Regions from separate parts of the Mus musculus genome. Here region 1 is linked to region 2. The links are chromatin contacts, found by Hi-C in ENCODE. All regions are on one chromosome and are shown on one strand. The core of a region is the stretch at or near the end of the contact, and the rest is flanking DNA. Distances in the headings are between cores, read along the strand shown. Region 1 overlaps Plekhg3 (pleckstrin homology domain containing, family G (with RhoGef domain) member 3). Region 2 has its middle 12 kb from the start of Gm46353.

What was found. Hi-C counts contacts between places; a loop is a spot of excess contacts on that map.
Region 1: a loop to region 2 is called in a map of T-helper 1 cell, with 14 times the contacts of the local background. The contact joins two enhancer-like sites. A Hi-C loop is called at or near these places in 3 of 37 maps with a recorded cell type or tissue (T-helper 1 cell, T-helper 17 cell and regulatory T cell).

What each region holds. Positions count from the first base shown.
Region 1 is chr12:76,550,956-76,557,406 of GRCm38, forward strand. The region is part of intron 1 of Plekhg3 (pleckstrin homology domain containing, family G (with RhoGef domain) member 3); the gene reads left to right. Among named protein-coding and RNA genes, the nearest start is that of AI463170, 6.3 kb to the left of the region's middle. Within about 2 kb of position 1,461, at least 1 of the 3 ENCODE cell types and tissues checked has a DNase peak (open chromatin) inside an H3K27ac peak, as active enhancers do.
Region 2 is chr12:69,535,260-69,541,719 of GRCm38, forward strand. No RefSeq gene overlaps it. Among named protein-coding and RNA genes, the nearest start is that of Gm46353, 12 kb to the right of the region's middle. Within about 2 kb of position 3,085, at least 3 of the 3 ENCODE cell types and tissues checked have a DNase peak (open chromatin) inside an H3K27ac peak, as active enhancers do.

The DNA.
Region 1 (6,451 bases), core at 211-2,710, 7.0 Mb after region 2:
CATGAGATGGTCAGAGGACAGCTTGAGGAAGCTGGTTCTCTTCATCATGTTAGTTCCAGGGATGGAACCCATTGTCCTTGTCCTCTGGCTCGGTGGCAAAGCCTTTACCTGCTGAGTTATGGTATGAGATATGGGTGGGTACAAATTTAGGTCTAAGTGAGAAGAATATTTCATCCGGGTGCTTGTGGAGCAAGTATTCTCTTCTCTGGTTCTTGGTCAGCTTTCTGTTTGTTGATGCACAGGTTACTGGCGCCCTCCAGTCTTGGAGACAGACAGGGTTATTGTGACCACTTATCTGATGGAGAACTTGAAGTTTAAGGCCACATATAGTACAGTTGTGGGAAAGTGAAGATCTACCTGCTTCCAAGCCTCTGGTATGAAGCAGTGCATCTTAACTTCTGTTGCGTGCCCACGTTGTCTCTTCTTTGCTGAGAGCTCTGCAGGCCCTAATAGATTCCCTCTGTGTTTCTCCCCTGCCTCTGAAGCGCTTTCAGTAACAAATGCTATAGCTGTGGTTCCATTTCTCCTTTTGCAGCTAGCTCCCGATAGGCCTCAAAGCAAGGAGCTCTCCAAATGGGGGTGAGGCTAATAACATGGGGAGTTTTCAGGGCTGGGGCTTCCAGCCCTGACCTTGAACTTTGCTAATAAGTAATAGTGGTTGTGAATGAGAGAATGTGAGTGTGTATGTTTTTTTTGTTGTTGTTTGTTTGTTTTGTTTTGTTTTTCAAGACAGGGTTTCTCTGTATAGCCCTGGTTGTCCTGGAACTCACTTTGTAGACCAGGCTGGCCTTGAACTCAGAAATCCACCTCCCAAGTGCTGGGATTAAAGGTGTGCGCCACCACCGCCCAGCTGTGTGTGCTTGTTTAAGTGCTAGAGATTGAACCCAGGACCTAGTGTAAGTACCACTTAGCTATATCCCCAGCACCCTTCACCCCACCCCCCCTCCTCCCTCGCCCCCTTTAAACCTAGAGATGAGGAGCTAAAGAGAGAACTCAGAAGTTAAACGCACTGACATGGCTTCAGTTCCCAGCACCCACATGGCAGTTCACAGCCATCTCTAACCCTAGTTCCAGATGATCCAATGCCATCTTCTGTACTATGTGGGCACCAGGTACACAAGTGAGGCACAGATATATATGAAGCAAAACACCCGTACACATAAAATCAATACCAAAACAACAACAAAAAAAGATATTTTAAACCTATAGAGGAAAGGCTCCTTCCGTAGTTCCCTCAGGCTGTGCAGTTCCCTCAGCACAGCCTTCAGGAACCTTTACTGCTTCCAAGGTCTTGGCTGCTTCCTCTTCTGGTACTCTGTGTCTTTCTCTGCTTGGTGACAAGATTTGCCAGAAACCAGATAGACTTAGCCCAGCTGTGAGCAGAAGCCGTCCCCCTCCTCTGTCCATGTGAAACTTCTTGCTCGGCTGCTTTCTTTGGAATACATATAGGGAGACCTTATCACAGCAGTCCCATGTCTAGACTTGGCTGCTTGCCCTCTCCTCCAGTCTTTTATGACTGATCGCTGAGTCTGTGGCATGGCAGGGCTGCCTCTGTGGGGCCAAGTATGACGAGATTGCTGGGGTGAATGATCAGTCACCGATGCTGGGGACGTCTGGGCTCATGGGACTCTCTGGCAGTGACTAATGTGAGCACTTGTAGGAGGAACTAGCTTAAGTCATGATCTCAACAACTGTTTAGCCTTCTCCTGCCTATGGGAGGTCGTGAGAGGTGTTCTAGAACTGTAGGTCTTCCCGTGGGTGTTTATTGAGCACCTAAGGGTGCCTTGCCCTGTTCAGACCCAGCCTGCTGGGTTTCTACAGACTTAGGCCCAAAGAAACATTTACTTATATCGACCTCATGAACCAGTGTGTCAAGTGATACCCAGGACCATTAGAGCAGAGAGAAGCATAGTAGTAGTTTCCTGTTTCCACTGTCATACACATACACACACATACATGCTCCTGCGCACATACATACATACACACACACACACACACACACACACACACACACACGCATGCATTTTAAAGCATTAAACTTTTAGATTTTTTTTTTTTTATGTGTATAAGTGTTTTGCCTGAATGTATGTATGAGGTATGTATGAGGTCTCCACAAGGATGCTGGGAACTGAACCTGGTTCCTCTGTATGAGCAAATGCTCTTAACCACTGAGCTAGCTCTTCACTTCCCTCGTCCCCCAGTCTTCAAGGTGGGGGTGTGTGTGTCATGGGGCTATGTGTTCCCTTTTCTTTCTCTCTAGCTTTCAGAGGCTGCTGTGTACCCTTTGACTTTGTGATCTTCCTCTGTGGTCAAAGGTAACGTCTCCCAATCCGACTGGCCTTCCTCATCCTGTAGACTTCTGACTCAGGCTTCTGCTGGGTGCCTTTTATGATATGTTGGGCTTACTCAGATAATCCAAGATAATTTCCACTTCTCAATACTCTTTTATTTCCGTGGTTTTCAACATGTGGGTCACGACCCTTTCTGGGTCAAACAACTGTTTCCTGGGTCACGCCTTAGATATCCTGCATATCAGATATGCACTACTCATAACAGTAGCAAAATTATAGTTATGGAGTAACAATGAAAATAATATTATGGTTGGGGGCTACCACACCATGAGGACCTGTTTAAAGGAGCGCACCGTTAGGAAGGCTGAGAACCACCGCTGTATTTGATCGCATTAGGTTCCAAGGATTGGGATGTGAATGTCTTTGGTGGTGGTGGCGTCCTATCTGGCCAGCAATAGAGTATACATCGGGAGGGTTTATGAATGGCTGAAGCAGAGTAGATTCTAAAAGTGGCGATTGTAGAGGCGGGGGGGCTTTCAAGTGTGAGAGCAAGCATGATGAAGCTATGCCCCCCTTGTGAGAGGAAGGAGCAGTAGGAAGTAGGATTGTGTCCTCCCTCTGAAGCGAGGTGCCAGGGGCTTCCCTTCTCCTCGAAGGGCAAGCTGAGTGTTTTGGACGTCAGTCTGTAGGCCTGGTCTTCCTCTGGGGTTCAGGTGTCCTATCCTCTAGGCAGCTGTGGTCTTGCTGCCTTCCAGCCAGCCAAGGGCTCCTGCTGTTCCTGGGTGGTGGGAAAATGGATTCTTCAGGGAAAATGAGTCCCAGCCAGCTGGGCTGGGCTTGGGTGGCCCTGAAACCCCGGTCACACTGTTCACACAACCTCTCCAGAACACATTGCTCACATTGAACACAAGCACTCCCCAGGGATCGTCTCGGGGCGCAGGGCCCTTGAATCTCTAGGAGGCGTGGAATGGGCCTGTGACACACACTGGGGATAGTGACAGCCACAACCCCCGGAGAGGCCTCCCCCCTCCCCCACCATCCCCCAGAACCTCAGAAGGGAATGTGTAGCTTTAAGAACACATTGGCAAGAGTGGGGCTTCTGGGAACACTTAGGAAGTAAGTATGATGTGTGTGTGGGGGGGGGTGACTTGTGGGGAGAGCACAGCCCAGTGGTTTGTGTATCTCGCTTGAGATCTCTAAGGAAGTTCACATTGCTCCTCCACCTGTTTCAGTGGAAAAGTTGTAGCTGTTCTCTAGTGTTTCCTTCTGCCCTCTCTAGGGAGGTTCTGAAAGTAGAGTTGAGGATTGCTCTGGGGAAGGTCAAAGGTCCTTTGGCTGCTCTGATCTCCAGAGGTTGGGATGGGAGGCCAAGAAGGCCAGTGGATGGAGGCTGGACTGTCTCTGAGGAAAGGACAGCTGCTGGCGAAGGGGCTGGATGAATTCTTTCCCCACAGGGACCCATGAACTTTGGATCCCCCCCCCACTCCCCCACTCCCCACCCCCACTCCTTTTCTTGGTGCTGCTGAGGTAGGTGTGGCACGTGGGGCTTCCTGGGTAGGGTGAAGGGTAGTAGGTGAAAGATTGATTGGAACCCAAATTTTTACTGGGAGTCTCCAAACTCCCCACCTGCCAGACTTGGGGTTCGCCAAGTCTACAATTCCTCTAACTCTCCTGCCTTCTCCTGAGAAGGGACAGTTAGAGGAAGTGTAGACAATTCTCAGGGGTCTCCCCAGGATCAGCAACAAGTTCCAGAAGGCTCCAGTGGGTTCTTCTGTGAGAGGATCTTTTGTGAAGGGAAGAGTGTCTGAATGACAAGAGGCCCGAGGACAGTACAGAGCCTCTGTGGATTTGGGGGTATCCCCCTTTTGGGTCAAATTGAGGGCACGCTATTGAGACATAGTTGGAAGAGAAAGGTGCAGGCTTGGCTCCAGTCTACTACTAGGAATCCCAGGGGCCTGTTGCAGCCTGCCTGTCTCCCTGCCTGGGGAGACTCAGGGAAGGTCCTTGTGGGGTGGAGCCATACACTTTAGATGGGTGTGGGTGGAGGAAGGCAGTAGATAATATTTCAATTTAGATATAGAAGGTGAGGAGGGAGGGAAGGAAGGAGAGAAGGAAGGATGGGTGGCCTTCTCTCCCTTGGATTCTTTGGGGGAGCGTCTCAAAGAGGGCTTCTAGGGTAGGACTTGAGATTCAGTTCTCCAGAAGGCTGGCTTATGGATCGATAACTTGCTGGTTGCCCAGTGCTGAAAGATGAGCGCTATCTCTGCAGGAGATAGCTGGGGACTTGACTGTGGTGGGATAGGTGGGCTTGAGTCTTGGCTGCTGCTTCTCCTTCTCCTCTTTCCCCGGTGGACTTTGTCTTAAAAGACTTAGTTTGAGCCTGGCAGCAGTGGCTCACGCCTTTAATCCCAGCACTTGGGAGGCAGAGGAGGCAGAGAGAGGGGGAAATTTCAGAGTTCAAGGCCAGCTTTGGCCTACAGAGCAAGTTCCAGGACAGCCAGGGCTACACAGGGAAACACTGTCTCAAAACAAACAAACAAACAAACAAAAAACCCCAAAACCAAACAAGCAAACAAACTAAAGTTTGAGGGACCAGATTCTGGTTCTGGTTTAGGGTGAATCTTTGACAGTGGGTGATGTTCATCAGAAGAAAGGACAGGTCGCTCTGCCCTAGGGATCGTTTGGGGAAGATTTGGCTAAGGGGTCTACACTTCCACCTGGCAGTGACTCAGGGCAGCCTCTTGAATAGGATATGTCTTCCGTCAGCACCCTGTGGCTAGCCTAACTGTTCACTCTTGAGTCTTGCTCTTCCATGTTCACTGCCACTCGGGTTGTTTGGATCCTTCTTTCTTGGCCTCTTTCTCCAGGAGGGAGACCCTTGTGATCACAGATAGGACCCCAGATCACTGCAAGTCTGTGTGTGTCATCTGACCCTGGGGATCCTCTGCTCACTGCTTCCCCTATGGCCCACGATCCCAGAGTCTGTACTGTCTATTTTGTTCCAGTGCTAGCGTAAGTCTTCAGAGACTGGCCACATGGGACAGCTCCAGAAGTAGCCTTCTCAGTCCTTCGGATGGTCATGTAGGTCTCAGGCTTTCAAGTTAACGCGTGTCCTTGTAGCTTATCCTAAATCAAAGCAGTGGCACCCAAGGGACCGTGACTAATGCTTTGCTGGTATGAGGTCCTTTAGTGTGGTAGCAGCTGTGAGAGTATGGGGCATGGAGTCCCAAGTGTGGCACAGTTCCATACTCAGTACATTTGGACAAGGGCACTCACAATAGCATCCGCTGCAAGGCATTGCCAGGGATAGGTGAGACCACCCTGCAGCCCTCAGACCTTTGAGCCAGTGAGTGTTCTGTTTTGTTTGGGCTCCAGGGGATGCAGGTAGGTAGTCTCTGCTTTCAACAGGACTGCTGGATTTGCAATCAGAAAGCTGTATGTAACTAAAGAGTGATTCTCAGAAGGTACCTTTCAGAGACTAACCCCCCTGATTGTGCGTGTGTGTGTGATTGTGTGTGTGTGTGAGAGAGAGAGAGGGGGGGGGGGCAGGCTGTGGTGACTCTCTGTAAGGCTAATGACCTGGCTAGCTGTGAAATTCATTTGGGAATTGGGTCTTTTCCGTTTAGCCTCCCCTCAGGAGCTGACCTGACCTAGGGGCTAATTTGAGAAAGGTCTCAAGAGAACTCCAGGGTTGCTGCTTCTCATCCCAGAGAGGATGCTCGAGAGAGAACGTCTAAAGTTCTTTGCCTGGTTGTTTTCTAGCTAGATCTGACCTGGGTGGAGATCAAGGGCAATGTAGCATTTGAGCCCTTGGCTCGGTAGTGAGCTAGTTAACATAAAGGCTCTTGGAGGGGAGGGCTGGAGGGAGCAGCAGAGCAGAGAGCAGCAGCAGCAGCAGCAGCAGCAGCAGCAGCAGCAGCAGCAGCCTTCTCCGGAGTGTTCCCCCTAAGATCAGCTCCTGTGCCCTAGGCAGAAGCATACACTAGCACCAACAGCAGAGCTGCCACTGGGCTCTCACCTGTCACGTGATAGGCTTAGCTAGAGTATCTCACAGGGCTCTGTATAATCCCTTAGCTGAGACACAGTGACCAAGTACTGACCCTTCTAATGGTCTGAGTTATTGTTGGACCACAAGTGGGTCTGAGCATGCTTAGCTTTTA
Region 2 (6,460 bases), core at 1,835-4,334:
TGAGAAAGTCCCCACCTCCCACCATGTGGGGACACAGAAGGAAGGCAGCCACCTGCAAGCCAGGAAGAGAGATTTTGGAAGGAACTGAATTGTCTGGCACCTAGATCTCGCACTTCCCAGACCCTAAAACTGCCAGAAATAATTGTCTGTTGGTCAAGCCATCCAGTCTGTGGTGTTTATCCTGGCAGCCCAAACCTGGAAAGTGTTGTGGTAGTAGAGAGGTGGGGACATACAGGATCTCAGGGAATTGGCTGGCCACTAACTGGTTCTGAAGTGTTCATTATTGTGACGATTATTACAAATCTATTGTGGTAGCCACACTATGTATGCTGCTTACCTTCTAGAGGAGAAAGGTGTGGTGGTTTGTATATGCTTGGCCCAGAGAGTGGCACCATTAGGAGGTGTGACCTTGCTGAAAGAAGTGTGTTACTGTGAGCATGGACTTTAAGACCCTCATCCTAGCTGCCCAGAAGCCAATCTTCTCCTAGCGGCCTTCAGTTGAAGATGTAGAACTCTCAGCTCTGCCTTCACCATGCCTACCTGGATGCTGCTATGCTCCCACCTTGATGATATTGGACTGAACCTCTGAACCTATAAGCCAGCTCCAACTAAGTGTTGTCCTTGTAAGAGCTGCCTTGGTCACGGTGTCTCTTCACAGCAGTAAAACCCTAAGACAGAAGGCAAGCAACAGACAGAGCAAGATAGTGTTAGATGGCATTATCTACTGCAGAGAGCAAGGCAGCAGATGAGATGAGAAGCCAGGAGGAGGAGGAAGAGGAAAGAAGGAAGAGGCACAATTCCCCTTACCCCAAACCCCTACCCTACCCCACCCTGCCCTTGAAGCTGCACACAAGGAAACCCCGAACTCTGAACTGAATCACACAGGCACACCTCACTATGTGGGAAGACAGAAATTCGGACCTGTCTGCACCTGAGAAGCACATATTCATCAATGGGGGTGGGGGTGGGGTCTACCACCAAAGGTGAAGGGACTGCAGTCAACTAGCCACAGCAGGGCAACCCCCACAGTGAGATTGTGATGTGGGCGGATAACTTAATAGTGTCCCTTAGGACATGGGTCTCCATGGGTCTCACACCAGTGGGGTCTTATGAGCAAAAAGCCCATGTGCTTTTATAATGGGTTCTCGTCCTGAGAGTATCTATGGAACATGGAGACTGTGTCTCCTGGAGCAAACGCTGGCTTGTTTAGTGTCCAGTATGAAAGGACCCTGTCATTTATGCACAGCAGGGAGACTCCTGTAATCCCTGTACTTGAGAAGTGAAAACAGTTCCTTGGGCAGCAGGAACCCAAGTTCAAAACTAACCTGGGATATAATGAGAGACTCTGTGTGTGTGTGTGTGTGTGTTATACACACACAATTTGTTATGATTTTAATCATGAGGAAAAATAAATGCAGGTTGTGCCACGTGGTACAACGATAACACAATGAGATGCATGCAGCGATCTCAGCACGACCTCCCTCTCTGCTGCAAGTGATTTTTCTACACAGCACGTGGTACTTGGCCAAAGCTACCCTGAATTTCTAGTCTTCCAGCTGGCATTTATAGAAGATAGGAGTGCCTAACCCTGCTGGCACTTGGAAAACAAAATCCCAGGGAAGGGCTCTGATGAACTCAAATGAGGTCCTGTGTTTACCCTAGAATCAGAAAGGGATGGGGGGTGGAGGTCAAGCTATGGTATAACTATGCCTTTCAGAAGGTAAAGAGGGATTTGGGAGCCTCCTGTAACCCAGGACAACAGCAGGGAGAGGCAGTTTTAGCCAGGGAGGGCCAGGTGGTCAGGAGCTGCAGATTCGTGGATGCACCGTTTTCAAACAGAGCGAGTAGGAGGAGGTGAGGCCATTCATTGATGGGAAAGGCAACCCAGCCAGTGTGGGTGTTTGTTTTGAACTTGGTGAATTTAGAATCTTTGGGGACATAATTGTAGAAGAAAGATCACACTGGTCGCTGACACTGGTCGCCGAGGATACAATTCTGCCGGTCAGAAAACCGTGGGCAGACTCAGCTACTGGAGGAAGACCGAGTGTGCCTCCCAAGGTTCCTGGCAAAAACTGTAGAAGGTGCCACCACATTGAGCTGCCTAGCAGCAGAGTCCTCCGGTGTCACCAGGCCACTGGTGAGAGACAGCCTGGCTAATTATGAATGCAATGCGGAGAAGCCAGAGTTAGTAAACCTGCCTGCATCCACATTTCTGTAGAATGCCTGCACTTCCCGTGACTCAGCGAGGGCTCCTCCTGTGGCTTGTTCCAAAGCACACTGGGAGTTGTTGGGCAAATATTTGAACAGCCTTTCGATCTGAAACCCGAGTAGCTGAGCCCTTCAGCTTCAGAGCCTGCAACTCCTTGCTGCCACTAGCTCTTTCTGTCCCTGCTACAGCCAACCCCTGCGGCAGCAGGAACCACTGAGCAACTAATCCCAAACTGGATTTTCCACCAAAAAAAAAATGTCACCAATGATGGAGGAGAGGAAAGATGACCAAAAGTCCAGGGCACCTTGCTCCCACTCAGAGGGCTCGCTTTATCTCTCATGGTCGGGTTACATGCTCATTTCGCGTTCAGCGGGAACTGAGTGTGTGATTAATCTCTTGATCAGGAGTGAGTCAGGCATGGGTGTGAATCCACAAAGTGCTAATTACAAACGTGCTTCCTTCCTGGGAGCCAGTAAGAGAAAGTTAGTAAGGCAAGAGAGAAGTGCTGGGCGGGTCCCTGAGCAGGGACCCAGAAAGACCCCTCCACTCCAGTTCCCCTCCGATCAGGCAGGGCAGAGGCGCTGCGGGTGCGGAATGAGAGACCCTGGCTTCTCTATGAGCTGCACATCTAAAATAAGACTCCACGGGAGACTCTGGGAATTTCCTGTACTTTTTAACTCTCAATGTCCTATTTATAAAGCTTAGTCACTGCAGTTGTTTCGCAGTTACTCCGCGGCGTGTAGAGACAGGTCATAACAGGAAACAGGCTCACAGGAGGCTCTCTCTCAACCGCTGGCTTTGGGGGAATCTGGGTCCGGTCTCCACTTGACAAGCTCAAGGGACTTAACTGGACTGGGTAGCTCTCTAATCTTTCCACTGGCCAGCCACACCCGGCTCTTACATATTCCCGAGGAGGGTCTGGCCTCTTCAAGGGCTTCTTACAGACACTGTGAGGCCCAGCTTCTTGGGAGACCCCCAGGCCCTGGCACAGAGTATGGTCTGAAGGCATCTTTTGCTTCCTGCAGCAAGAACAGACCTGCCCAAGCGTCTCTGCTCGTCCCTGTCTGCATAAAAAGGGCAGGTTCTCCCAGAAGGTTCCAGGCTCCATTGCCTATGTGCAGAAATTGTTAAAAACAATTAAGAGGCAAAGGAGGGGAGAAGAGGGAATGAGCTGAATCCAGCAAAGCTCAGCCAAATGTTTTGCTCCTGTTTCAACCCTGGGCAGAGCCACAAGAGAGAACAAAGCCCTGTTCACTTCCCCATTTCACAGCCACTAAGCTAGCCTCTGAAATCAGGCTCTCTCATCAGGGCTAGTAAACTAACTCCTGTCCCCAGTGTCCCCAGACACTACAGGGCAGAGGTAGCCCCATTTGTTGTTCTTCATGGGGGGCATGGAGTCTTCCCAACCAGAGCCAGCTTACTTCGTAGCTGTAGTTTCTCATAAAGCAAGATGACCAATAGGTGGGCTAAGGCTCTCAACCAACTTTTCTTGGGAGCCGGTACTGGCTTAGCCCTGACTTCTGAGGCTCTGAAGCAAAGAAGGTTTAGATTTGGAGATGTTCCTTGGCTTGAGACATTTTGGGTCACAGTCCCAATAGTGTGGTGGTTTCTGATGGAGCTGGGCCTCTCTTAGCTCTGGGTGTGCAACAGTCAGAACCCAAGATGGTGTCGTGTGCCAGGGTTCCTCCATGTCTTACACTAGAGGTGCAATGGCCCAAGGACTTCTTTGGATGGCATTCCTGGACCGGGGTGGTCTGGTCCATTCTCTGGAATCTCAGGCTCTTTTACCATCTGCTGCCTCTCAAGTCCCCAGGCTGACCACTGACCAAGCCTCCTATTCCGTTCTCTTTCTTCTGGCTTCTTCCTCTCTCTGTTTCTCTGCCTCTTTCCGTTCACAGGCCTTTACACCCCCTTTTTCTCCATCTCTGCATTTGCTGGCCTGACAGTAAGTCTCCAAAAGCCACATGGAACCCATATCTCAGCATCCAGAGGCCTAGAGATTTTCCACCTCCCAATGAGTCACACTTCCCTGAGCTCCCACCACCAACCACAACAGAGGCTGGGGGGAGGGCCATACTTACAGCGCATAAAGACAAAACATTCATCAACGGAGAAGAAGGATGTTTCAAACAAGTGAGAGCTGCCAAGGTTCAGCAACTGTGTCAGACGCAGGATCAACCTGCAAAACTCAGTAGCAGCTGTCTCCACCCACAGTCGCTGCTAGAAAGTACCACTTCGAAGATACTATTCATAACAAAGGCATGAATTACCAGATACGTAGGAGTTTATTAACCAGGAACACACAAAAAGTCTATAAGCATTTTAAAGTTCCAATAAGGCCGCATAAAATTATCTGCACACAAGAGAGCACATTCTATGCTTTGGAGTGAGCATCTTAATAAAGGATGTCTTGTATTGGATAACTGTGTAAGGATCTAATTACATTAATGATTCAACTATACACTGAAGACAAAGCCAATCAATGTGCTGGCTGGCTTTCTTTGTGAGGAACTCTATAAATGGATAACGTTTAAAATGGAAAGTGGAGAGGGGATTTGCTTAACCAGATACACAACAAAACCTCCGTAAGGGCAACGCTGTGTGACCGGCTCAGAAACAGTTCTAAAGAGCTGAAGAGCAGAAGAGCAGGCTGCCTACGCTCTGCTTGTACACAGGCAGGAGTCACTCTGCAGCAGGGATATGTTCTGAGAAGAGCATGTTAGAAAATGTCACCCTGGTCAGGTGGTGGTGGCCCATGCCTTTAATCCCAGCACTTGGGAGGCAGAGGCAGGCGGATTTCTGAGTTCGAGGCCAGCCTGGTCTACAAAGTGAGTGCCAGGACAGCCAGGGCTACTCAGAGAAACCCTGTCTCTCAGGGGGGCGGGGGGAGAAAATGTCACCCTGGTGTGAGCCTCTCAGAGAGTCCATCAATAGATATGATTAACATCAAGTATCTGAGGCTGCTGCAATGTCACATGGTAAAAGCCTGACAAGAAATGTACAGAGTAACCGTAGAGTGATGATAATTATGGCAGATCTATGAATCAGTAATCGGACAACATAGACGTGAAGAGGTGAACGTAAGGAGCACACAATCTGAGTGCGTGCTTTTCGCTCTCAGTTAAGGCTTGGCTAGGAGAGCTGCCCGTGGTGTTATAACTGGGACAGGGGTAACAAAATGTGCACCTTGCATCCCTGTGTAGCTTAAATTGCACTTTTGACCAGGCTCCAAATGTCCCCTATTGTCAACAGGAAGCTCTCCTTGCACCTGTGGTAGAGGCTCCAATCCAGAAGAACGGGAGCTGGGGTGGGGCTGAGTTAGTGTCCCTTCTGTCCCTAACAAGCCTGTTCTGAGTACCCGACAAAGTCAGACACGGAATGTTCACACCCTCCTTTTAGAAGCTGAAATCTTGACTCTTCAATGTGATGGTCTTAGGAGAGGCCAGTGAGGTATGGTTAGGTCCAAGGGTGGGGCTCCCAGGAATAGGATTAGTGCCCTTATAAAAGAGCTTCCTGAACCATCTGCCTGGCCGATCTCATAGCACAAGGAGACAGAGAAATTGCCACCTCTGTACCAGGAACAGGTCCTTGGTAGATACCGAACCTGTACCAGGCTCCAGAACTGTGAAAACTACATTTATACTGCTTGGAAGATGTCCACTCCATGGTATCCTGTTGTAGGAGGGTCTATGTACTGTGACAAGCCACATTTCCTCCAACTGCTTCACAAAGATAGCCCATCTCCTGAACTCCCGAAAGCACATAGAAATTTAAGATAAATGTGGCATAATACCAGCCATTGTTAAGTTGTTTGTCATTTACCTAGCTTGTGACAGAGTCAAGGACCCATTCACAAAAGCAGCGCCAGGTGTGAAATGCCCCTGGGTGCCCACTAGCCGGGACATCTCATTTGCAAGGGAGCATAGAGGCTGTAATAACGTGAACAAACCTGCACATCATTAGACTATAAAAATCATTAAAATATTCAAGTGTTTAAAGACTTAATGACCCAGCAAAGCAGGAAAATATACTTAACTGCAGATCTCAGTCATTAAAAAAGCATTTGTTATACCACATTGACCTCCTCAGAAAACTCGGAAGAAAGATCTAAAGCAAGAACACACACCACAAAAGTCTGGGCTAGAAAAGGAGATATGCTCTCACTGGGTGCCCAATGAGGCGAAGACTCTGAGGTGCACAACTCTCCTTCTGGGGTGCCAGAGGCTCAACACACAATGAAAACTGCAGTAA